Linked DNA regions of Homo sapiens: region 2 is linked to region 1. Evidence: chromatin loops called from intact Hi-C (ENCODE). Cell type or tissue: dorsolateral prefrontal cortex. All regions are shown on one strand. Each heading gives the region's core, and the rest is flanking DNA. Links, peaks and the distances in the headings are about the cores only. Region 1 overlaps RGS6 (regulator of G protein signaling 6). Region 2 overlaps RGS6 (regulator of G protein signaling 6).

What was found. A loop is a pair of places that touch in the nucleus more often than their neighbours do. Peaks named below come from ENCODE experiments on the same cell type or tissue, not always from the same donor. Only the 100,000 strongest peaks of a DNase experiment are listed, where the experiment ranks them.
Region 2: a loop joins it to region 1, with 5 times the contacts of the local background. A loop is called at or near these places in 2 of 110 quality-filtered maps.

Annotation. Positions count from the first base shown.
Region 1 is chr14:71,984,295-71,989,685 of GRCh38, reverse strand. The region is part of intron 2 of RGS6 (regulator of G protein signaling 6); the gene reads right to left. Among named protein-coding and RNA genes, the nearest start is that of RGS6, 55 kb to the right of the region's middle. In dorsolateral prefrontal cortex, for the core only: no CTCF peak of the experiment used is centred there; no DNase peak of the experiment used is centred there; H3K27ac peaks cover 1,613 bases.
Region 2 is chr14:72,034,413-72,039,803 of GRCh38, reverse strand. All of the region lies in intron 2 of RGS6 (regulator of G protein signaling 6), which reads right to left. Among named protein-coding and RNA genes, the nearest start is that of RGS6, 100 kb to the right of the region's middle. In dorsolateral prefrontal cortex, for the core only: no CTCF peak of the experiment used is centred there; no DNase peak of the experiment used is centred there.

The DNA of each region.
Region 1 (5,391 bases), core at 98-5,097:
CTATTCCCAAAGACCTGGCCCATGGGAAGTAGTGTACAGGCACCAGACCCCAGGTCAAGAGGTCTGGCTCTGCCACTAAAAGCTGGTTGAGCCTAGAAAGGCCTCTTTACCCCTGAGCTTCAGTTTCCTCATTTACAAAGCAGAAATAGATATGTCTGCCTTATGTTTTTCACAGGCCTTTTACAAATATAACATGCAGGATGCAGAGTGCTAGAAGAAATTATAAAAATGGAAGTCGATATTATCACCGAACACCATAACTCAGTGATTAGAGTATCTTGCCTATGAGGTTGTGATAGCCCTGGCATCCCAGAGGAAAGATCAGAAGTAAGCAGCTCCCCAGGTGGTTGTCTTGTTCCTTCCAGGTCTTGTGAAAGAGCATGGTCTGTGAAGAAGAGACAGCCTGACCTGCAACTCGGGATTCCCACTTACAGGGGAGGCCCAGGCATGGGTTTACCCAGTGTAAGCTCCTTTCTTCATATGCGGCATGGGAATAACAATGATTTTACAGCAGTGCTCTCAGTGTGAGCAATTCACGTGCCCAAAGCACTGGCCCAATGCCTGGCACAAAGTGGGTCCTGCAGAAATTGACAGCCATTTGGACATTGCATCTGAGATGGAGGTAGCCAGCCAGCAAGTGGAATATCCTAGTGGGATATTTCAGAACAGCCAGCTCAACACTTCCAGCAGCTCAATATGCCTGTTTTTTATTTTAAAAAAACAAACAAAAATCTCATCAATAATGTACTGGCATAAATTATGTGACCCCTCAGGAAAGGAAACATATTATTTGAGGGGTGAATGGCAGGTCTTGTATATTTTTTGTAGTACAGGAATGTGCACTTGTTTCTAATTTATCTTGTATACCCCCTCCCCAGTTAGACCCTCCATGGGTTCCTGGAAATAAATCAGCACCACATGGAATCACTGGGTCTTGGTTCCTATGGAAATATTGTCCCAACAAGGACATTTGCCGATGCTTTTTCAGTCTCTTTCAAATCTCCGAAAACAGAAGCTGCAAACTTCTCTGTAAAAAGCCAGTTAGTAAATATTTTAGGCTTCACCGGTCATACGGACAGTCTCTGTCACAACCACTCAACTCCTCCGTGGTAGCTCAAAAAAAAAAGCCATAGATAATTCATAAACAAATGATGTGGCTGTGTTTCAATAAAACTTGATATACAGATACTGAAATTTGAATTTCACATAATGTTCACATGTCACAAAATATGGCTTCTCTTTTAAAGTTTTTCAACCATTGCAAAATGTAGAAACCATCCTGAGGCTCAAGGGATCAAAGGCATGGGGACAGATTAGGCCCAACAGCAAGTTGCTTGCTGACAACTGTCCTAAAGTTGTAACATGTCATCAGCCATAGGAGACTTTTGTTTCAACTACTGACCCCTCCTTCCCAGCAACGCAATGAAGTTAATGACAGTAATAACTCCCTTCAGAAAGAAAATGCTCACCCCCTGCTCGCTCACTGATAGTTAGACTTTATCATCTGTTTCCTTGACTAGCTCCTCGAAGGGCTCATCTACCTTGAGTCACATTAGCGCCCAGGGTCAGACTCTTCCCTGGCAGATTGGCCACCAACACTATCACTTGTGTGCCTTTTGTCAGCCACTATATGTCACAAATCCTGACCAGAACATGGAAAATGACGGAAAGAGAGGCCTTGGCAGAGTCAACAAGCAGATTGGCACATGTCTCTCAAGCTAAGGGAAGTGCGATATGCCAGCACTTTCTCTCATTGTTTGAAAAAAGCACATAAAGTCTTCTACTATGCCAGATGGACAGTCATGAGAAGGTTATTTATTCACTGTATTGTTTAGTATCATAATTAATATTTTTTTAAAATATAGTTCAAGCATGGTGGCTCACATCTGTAATCTCAGCATGTTGGGAGGCTGAGGAGGGAGGATATACTTGAGCCCAGGAGTTCAAGCCCAGCCTGGGCAGCACAGTGAGACCCTGTCTCTACAAAAAAGTTTAAAAATTAGCCAGGTGTGGTGGTGCATGCCTGTAGTCCCAGCTATGGGAAGGCTGAGACGGGAGGATCAAGCCCCAGAGGTCAAGGCTGAGTGAGCCAAGATCACACCATTACACTCCAGCCTGGGGAACAGAGTGAGACTCTCTCTGAAAAAATAAAAAATAAATAAAATAATTAGAGACAAATAGTCCTATAAGGAAGCCACACTGGATGGGACTACAGTAAATGAGGTCTTCCTTTTATTCATTTTGAATGTATCTGCTTGGTCACTTCTCCTCGATGGCATGGGCTTGTTTGTGGGGCCTAACAGGAGCACCCAGTGAGCAGGTTGTGAAGGTCTTTAAGCCACCCTCCCATCCTCACTGCCAGTCTCTGAAACTCTCCTCTTTTCTGCCCTCCAATGAACTTCAGCCAATACAAACAGACATCCCAGACTTAGTTTAGATTGCCACATATCAACCATCACAAATACAGGAAGGAAAAACAAAACTTCAGCGTACCTCCTCCCTAGCTATGAAAAAGACAAAAATTCCAAAATTATTTTCCTTTCCTTTTCTAAGACAGTGTGATAAGTAGAATAACGGCCCTCCAAAGATGTCCACACCCTAATCCCACAAACCTATAAATATGTTATTTGACTTGGCAAAAGAGACTCTGCAGGTGGGACTAAGTTAAGGACTCTGAGATGGGGAGGTACCCCTGGATTATGTGTGTGGGCTCCATGTAATCACCGGGGGTCCTATAAGAGAGAGAAAGGAAGGTCAGAGTTGGAGAAGGAGATATGATGCCAAGAGTAGAGGTGGGACTGATGTGGGGCTATGACTTAGGGAATGTAGGCAGCCTCTAGAAGCTGGAAAAGGGGAGGAAATGAATTCTCCTAGAGCCCCCTGAGGGCATGCAGCTCTGCCAAATCATTTTTCACTCCTGATTTCTAGAATTATAAGAAAATGCATTTGTGGGGTTTCTTGGTTTTTTGTTTTTTGAGACAGGGTCTCACTCTGTCACCCAGGTTGCAATGCGGTGGCACGATCATGGCTCACTGCAGCCTTGAGCTCCCCAGGCTCAGGTGATCCTCCCACTTCAGCCTCCTGAGTAGTTGGGATTACAGGTGCACGCCACCACACCCAGACAACTTTTGTATTTTTTTTTTTTTAAATAGAGATGGGGTCTCATCATGTTGGCCAGGCTGGTCTTGAACTCCTGAGCTCAAGCAATCCCATCTCAGCCTCCCAAAGTGCTGGAATTACAGGCATGCACCACTGTGCCTGGCCTTGTTTTAAGCCATTACATTTGTGGCAATTTGTTATGGCAGCAATAGGAAACTAATCCAGGCAGCTGCTGAAAACGTTACAGACAAAGAGAAAGTATAGTTTCTAATAAGTTAGCCACTGAATCTCATTACATCTAAGCCTGAAGAATGAAAGGAAAGGTCTACTCCTTTCATGCAGGGTCCCTAAACTCCAAAACTATTGAACATTTAAATAAAGTGAGGCACAAAATGGAAGGTTGAAAGGGGTGAGTGGGCAGTTCGAGAACACTGTAGTCATATACAAAAAGCATTACCCAAGAGGACTGCAAAGGATGAGATAGAAATGGAATGTGACTTATTTATAGCAAAGCCTGCCTCCCCTCTCAAGTGTGTGACAGAAGAGCTGTTTTAAAGTTTTATTCTTCAAACTTGGCTGCAGAACTTGGCTGCTTCTCAGAACTGTGCTTTTGTATTTAGCTTTAAAATATAAGAAGCAACCCCATGGTTAAACTGTAGGCAGAGGTGGTGCAGGCAGGAAAAAATGCTGTGGGGAGTAGAAAGAGGTTGAAATGTTATTCTTATTTAGTTAGTTGCTTAAGAAAAACAAATAGAGAATAAAATAGCAAATGTCTTGGAAGGGTTCCAAGTCGAAAATTTCTGAATATCCCCAGGCATCAACAAAGCTCTCAGGATAAGGATGGTGTTGCAAAGCCAAGCAGACACTAGGATGGGGATGCGGTTTAGAGGTGAAGAAAACACTGGCCCTAATTGTTAGAAATCCCCTCACCCTCTTTCTGTAGTTCAATGACATAGAACTTTTACAACAACCCAGAGAAGCCCAGTCTATATATGCCAAAATCAATATTGACCTTCCAGAAAACCATATATATAATAGGAGTTGTAACACAGGTCATGCATTTTGACCTAGGAATTTTTTAATTTGCTATTAATAACAAACCCTAAATAAGTAAATCATGGTACATTATCTACTTAGAATATTATTCAACCTTTAAAACTATGATAGCCAGGTGCGGTGGCTCACAGCTGTAATCCCCGCACTCTGGGAGGCCAAGGTGGGCGGATCATGAGGTCAAGAGATCGAGACCATTCTGGCCAACATAGTGAGACCCCGTCTCTACTAAAAATACAAAAATTAGCTGGGCATGGTGGCACATGCCTGTAGTCCCAGCTACTCGGGAGGCTGAGGCAGGAGAATCACTTGAACTTAGGAGGCGGCGGTTGCAGTGAGCCGAGATCACACCACTGCACTCCAGCCTGGTGACAGAACGAGACTCCATCTCAAAATTAAAAATAATAAAAATAAATAAAACTATGATAATGATGACATATTATGGCACAGATTAGTGCTTAGGTTATGGTAGAAAAGCACAAAATAGCACATACACTATGATTACTCTCTAGGTTAATGTGTTATGTATACTACTGATACATATTCAAGGACTGGGAGGAAGAGACCAAAATGTTAACTTTAGTCATATTTGCATGATAGGAATATGTGAGATTTTTTCTCTACTTTATATTTTGATTCTTTCTAAATTGAATTATTACTTTTTAAATGGAAAGCGATTATTTCTGAAGAGGAATGGAAAAAAAATTCATTGGCAGAAGGCTCAGCTTTACCAATACCTTACCATGTGAGACACAGAGCTAAAAATGTTTGTTTTCTTACTTCAAGGTCTCCATATGAAGAATGAGGCTATAATTATATAAAGCACGTATCTTATATATAGTGTTATAAAATATATTTTCTCCTAAATACATCTGATATATTCTATCCCCTTGCCTTGGTTCACGTAGCTCCCATCACCTGGAATCAGTTTTTGGCTCTTTTCCACCAGCCAACTCCTACCCTTTCTTAAAAACACAGTTCAGATGATTTCTCTTCAAATTTCTTCTTCCTCAATAAGCCTTCCTTGTCCACACCAACTTTTTTTTTTTCTTTTTGAGACAGGGTCTCACTATATTGCACGGGCTGGTCTCAAACTCCTGGGCTCAAGGGATCCTCCCATCTCAGCCTCCTCAGTAGCTAGGACTACAGATGCAAGCCACCACACCCAGCTCTCACACTAACTCTCTTATGGTTAATTTCTAACAGCTTTGTTTTTTTTTTTTTTTTTTTTTTTTAACA
Region 2 (5,391 bases), core at 204-5,203, 50 kb before region 1:
ACAAAAGAAGGCAGCAAATAAAAAGGAAAAAGGAAAAGAGGAATAGATAGATACAACATATACAGAATACAGTTAACAAAATGACAACAGAAAGTCTCTCCCAATCAGTAATTGCTTCAATGTAAATGGATTAAATGCCTCAATCAAAAGACAGAATGGCTGAAGGAATTAAAAAACAAGACCTCACTATCTGATGTATACAAGAGATTCCCTTTAGATATAATGGCACACATAAGCTGAAATGAAAGAATGGAAAAAGATATTCCATGCACATAGTAACCAAAAGAGAACAGAGGTAGCTATACCAATATTAGACAAATAGATTTTAAGTCAAAACTGTCAGAAGAAACAAAAAAGGACATTATACAACAATAAAAGGGCCAATTCATAGGGAAGATACAATAAGTATAAACGTGAGGCCCTAAATCGTTCAGGATCTATATCCCTCCTATAAACTAGCCCTAAAACTGAGCTCTGTTGACTCTCACCCTCACAATGTCAACTACCAGCTTATCTTTGCGGGTACAGGACAAGGACAAGACCAGAAATTATCTCTTCACCTACCCTGAGATTAATGCATAATTGACTTTTCCTCTGCTTCCTCTTTTTATGTTTACTTCAACTTATTTAGTAAAATGTAGATTCACTGAGTATGAGATGAATATGTAATTTACTTTTTTCATCTACTCCCTCTTTTGACATGTAAAATGTAGATTTGCTACAAAAAGAGACTTTTGTCAACCTAATAAAGGACATATCATTGGAAAACCAACAAGGATCACATCTAATGATGAAGACTGAATGCTTTCCTCCTGTGAATGAAAACAAGGCAAACTTCTATCTCCATTCCTATTTCACACCATACTGGAATTCCAAGCCAGAGCAATCAGGCAAGGAAAAGAAATAAAGATATCCTGACTGGAAAAGAAGAAATAAAACTGTCCCTGTTCACAAATGAAATTATTGTTTACATGAAAAATCCCAAGAAATAGCATACATACAAACCTCCTACAACTAATGAATGTATTTAGCAAAGTTGTAGAGTACATGTAAAAAAATGGATCATATTTTTATGTGTTAGCAATAAGGAGCTGGAAACCAAATATTTTTTAAATGCTGTTTAAAATAACTCCAAAAATGATATTTAAAACAATTCCAAAAAATTGAAATACTTACATATAAATCTAATAAATATTTATGTAAACAATTAGAGGGTATGCTGAAAACTATAAAATGCTAATGAAATAAAGAGGACCTAAATAAATGAAAAAAACATACTATGTTCAAAATTGGAAGATAGTATTGTGAAGATGTGAATCTTCCCCTAATTAATCTATAAATTTAGCACAAACCTAATCAAAATCCCAACAAGATTTTTGTAGGTAGAACTAAGGTGATTCTAAAGGTATATGGAAAGGCAAAGAAACAAGAATAGCCAAAACAATTTTGAAAAAGAACAGAGTTGGAGGAATCACACTTTTCCACTTCATCAAGGTTTCTATAAAGCTAAAGTAATTGAGATCAAGATAGCATGGTTGGCCGGGAGTGGCTCAGACCTGTAATCCCAGCACTTTGGGAGGCTGAGGCAGGCGGATTGATTGAGGCCAGGAGTTCAAGACAAGACTGGCCAACATGGTGAAACCTCGTCTCTATTAAAAATACAAAAATTAGCCAGGCATGGTGGCATGTGCCTGGAGTCCCAGCTACTTGGGAGGCTGAAGCAGGAGAATAGCTTGAACCTGGGAGGCAGAGGTTGCAGTGACTGAGATTGCACCATTGCACTCCAGCCTGGGCAACAGAGCGAGCCTCAATCTCAAAAATAAAATAAAATAATAAAAAATAAAGACAGCATGGTATTGGCAAAAAGATAAACATGTAGATCAACAGCATAGAATAGACTTCCAGAAATAAACCTACAGAAATATGGCCAACTGATATTTTAATTGAAGTATAACTCACATACAGTAAAATTCACTGACTTAAAGTGTGTAAATTGATGTTTTGACAAATGCATATGCCCACATAACACACCCTGTAACGTGTATTCCCATTTCCATTACTTCAGAAAGTTCTGCTCTGCTGCATATACCCATGGGCAACTACAGTTTTACCAACTGAGTTTTTGATAAATTTGCAGAGGCAATTCATCAGAGAAAGGACAGTCTTCTGAATAAACGGTGTTTGAAGCATTCAAACATCTAAATGCAAGAAAATGAACCTTGACCTAAATCTCATACTGTGTCTGGAGTTGGTTCCTTCTGGTAGGTTCTTGGTCTCACTGACTTCAAGAATTGGGACCTTCGTGGTGAGTGTTACAGCTCTTAAAGATGGTGTGTCTGGAGTTTGTTCCTTCAGATGTATCCAGAGTTTCTTCCTTCTGGTGAGTTCACGGCCTCGCTGATTTCAAGAATGAAGCCGCAGACCTTCGCAGTGAGTGTTACAGCTCTTAAAGGTGGTGCGGACCCAAAGAGTGAGCAGCAGCAAGATTTATTGTGAAGAGTGAAAGAACAAAGCTTCCACAGTGTGGATGGAAGGGACCCGAGCAGGTTGCTGCTGCTGGCTTGGGTGGCCAGCTTTTATTCCCTTATTTGGCCCCATCTATGTCCTGCTGATTGGTCCATTTTACAGAGTGCTGATTGGTGCATTTACAATCCTTTAGCTAGACATAAAGCACTGATTGGTACGTTTTTACAGAGTGCTGATTAGTGCATTTACAATCTTTTAGCTAGACACAAAGCGCTGATTGGTGTGTTTTTACAGAGTGCTGATTGGTGTATTTACAATCCTTCAGCTAGACACAGGAAAGTTCTCCAAGTCCCCACCTGACCCAGAAGCCCAGCTGGCTACACCTCTCAATACCTTATACCAAAATTAACTCAAACTAAGTTACACATTTAAATGTAAAATATAAAATTATAAAATTTTTATAACTAAAGGGGTAAATCATGATCTATAACAGAAAAAATAAATCACACCATCATAATTAAAACCTTGTTTTTAGAAAGACACTGTTAAAAGAATAAAAAGGCAAACTACAGACTGGGAGAAAATATTTACAGATCACATATCCAGCAAAATACTTGCACTCAGAATATATTAAGGACTCTCAAAACTCAATATTGAGAGAACAAGCAGTCCAATTTTTAAAATGAGCAAAAGACCTGAACAGACACTTCACCAAAGGGGACGTAGGGTCGGCAAATAAGCACATGAAAAGATGTTCAGCATCATTGGCCATTTGAAAAATGTAGATTAAAATCATGATAAAATACCCTATACACATATTAGAATGGCTGAAATTTGAAAATACTCTGGCAAACAGTGTGGCAGTTTCTCATAAAGTTACAGGCACATCTACCGGTTGACTCAGCAACCTTACTTCTAGGAATTACCTAAGCATTACAATATGAAAACATATCTGTACCCCAAAACCTGTATAAGAATGATTATAGAAGCTTAATTCTTAATTATCAAAAACTGGAAACAGCCAAATGCTCTACAATGGGTGAAAAACAAAACAAAACAAAACAAAACAAAACGGGTTATGTTCACACAGTGGAATTCTGCTCAGCCATAATAATAATAATAATAATAATAATAATATGTTTACATGCAACAACTTGGATGAGTCTTCGAGGCATTATGCAGAGTGAAAGACGCCAGTCTCAAAAGATTATATACGGTAGGATTTCATTTATGTGACCTTGTGGAAAAGACAAAACTTTGGTGATGGGTAACAGGGTAGTGCTTGCTAAAGGTTAGTGTTACGGGTGGGACTAGGGATATTGACTACAAAAGGATGACATGAGGGAGTTCTCTGGGGTGACGGAACTGTTTTGTATTCTCATTATGGCAGTGGTTACATAAATGTATACATGTGTCAAAATTCATAGAACTGTACTCACATACAACGTCAATTTTACCATATGTTTATTTAAAAAGTAAAATTTTAAGAAGTTAAAACAAATAAATAAAATGTAGATGTGCTGAGCACTAATCAGAGCCTCATTTTTGCTATTTCCCCTTTAAATACTGAAGTTCCCAAAATGCTCTTTGGAAAAGCACAGGGCACAAATGCTACTGTGACCCATGTTTTTCTTGGGCATGTCCTCAAACTTTGGCTAAATAAACCTCTATCAATTGAGATTCACATTGCAAAACATATAGGATGCAGCAAAAGCAATACTAGGAAGGAATTTTATAGCAGTAAATACCTACGTTAACAAGGAAGAAAGAAATTAACAACCTAACTTTACACCTCAAGGAACTAGAAAAACAAACTAAACCCAAAGTTGCGAGAAAGAGGGAAATAATAAAGACTAGAGTAAAAATAAACAAATTAGAGAATAGAAAAATAATAGAAAAAAACAACAAAAATTGAGTTTTTTTAAAGACCAATAGAATTGATAAATCCTCAGACTAAATATAGAGGATTCAAATAACAAAAATCAAAATGAAAGAGGAGATATTATACCTGATGTCCAAATAAAAAGGATTATAATATATTGCTATGAATAAGCATATGCCAGTAAATTGGATAATCTAAAAGGAATAAATTCCTACAAACATACCATCTACCAAGACTGAATCATAAAGTAATAAACAATCTGAACATAGCAATATAGCAGTTCCCCCTTATACATGGGGAATACATTCCAAGGCCGCCAGTGAATGCCTGAAACCCTGAATAGTACTGAGCCCTCTATATGCCATGTATTTTCCTATACAGTAATGGGGGAGTAGTGTATACGTAGAAATGCTGGACAAAGGGATGATTTAAGTTCTGGGTGGGATGAAATGGGACAGTGGGAGATTTTATCATGCTACTCAGAATGACATGCAATTTAAAGCTTATTGTTTATTTCCGCAATTTTCCATTTAATATTTTCAGATTGCAGTTGACTGCCAGTACCTGAAACTGCAGAAAGTGAACTCTCAGATAATAGGGGAATATGGTAACTGGAAAGGAAACTAAGTAAGTAATCAAAAACCTCCCAATATAGAAAAGCCCCGGACCAGATGGTTTCACTGGAGAATTATATCAAACATTTAAAGAAGAATTGGCACCACTTCTTCTCAAACTCTTACAAAAAAATTGAAAAAGATGGAAAATTTTCAAACTCATTTTTTTGAGGCCAGCATTACTCTGATACCTAAAGCAGACAAAGATACTACAAGAAAACCACAAGGATCCCTGATAAATACTGATGCAAACATTCGTAACAAAATACTAGCAAACCAAATTCAATAGCACATTAAAGTAATTATACATCATGACCAAGTGGGATATATTCCTGGAATGATAGGATGGCTTAACATACAAAAATCAATCAATGTGATATACCACATTAATAAGGGGCTAAAAACCACATGACTGAATTGGTGCCAAAA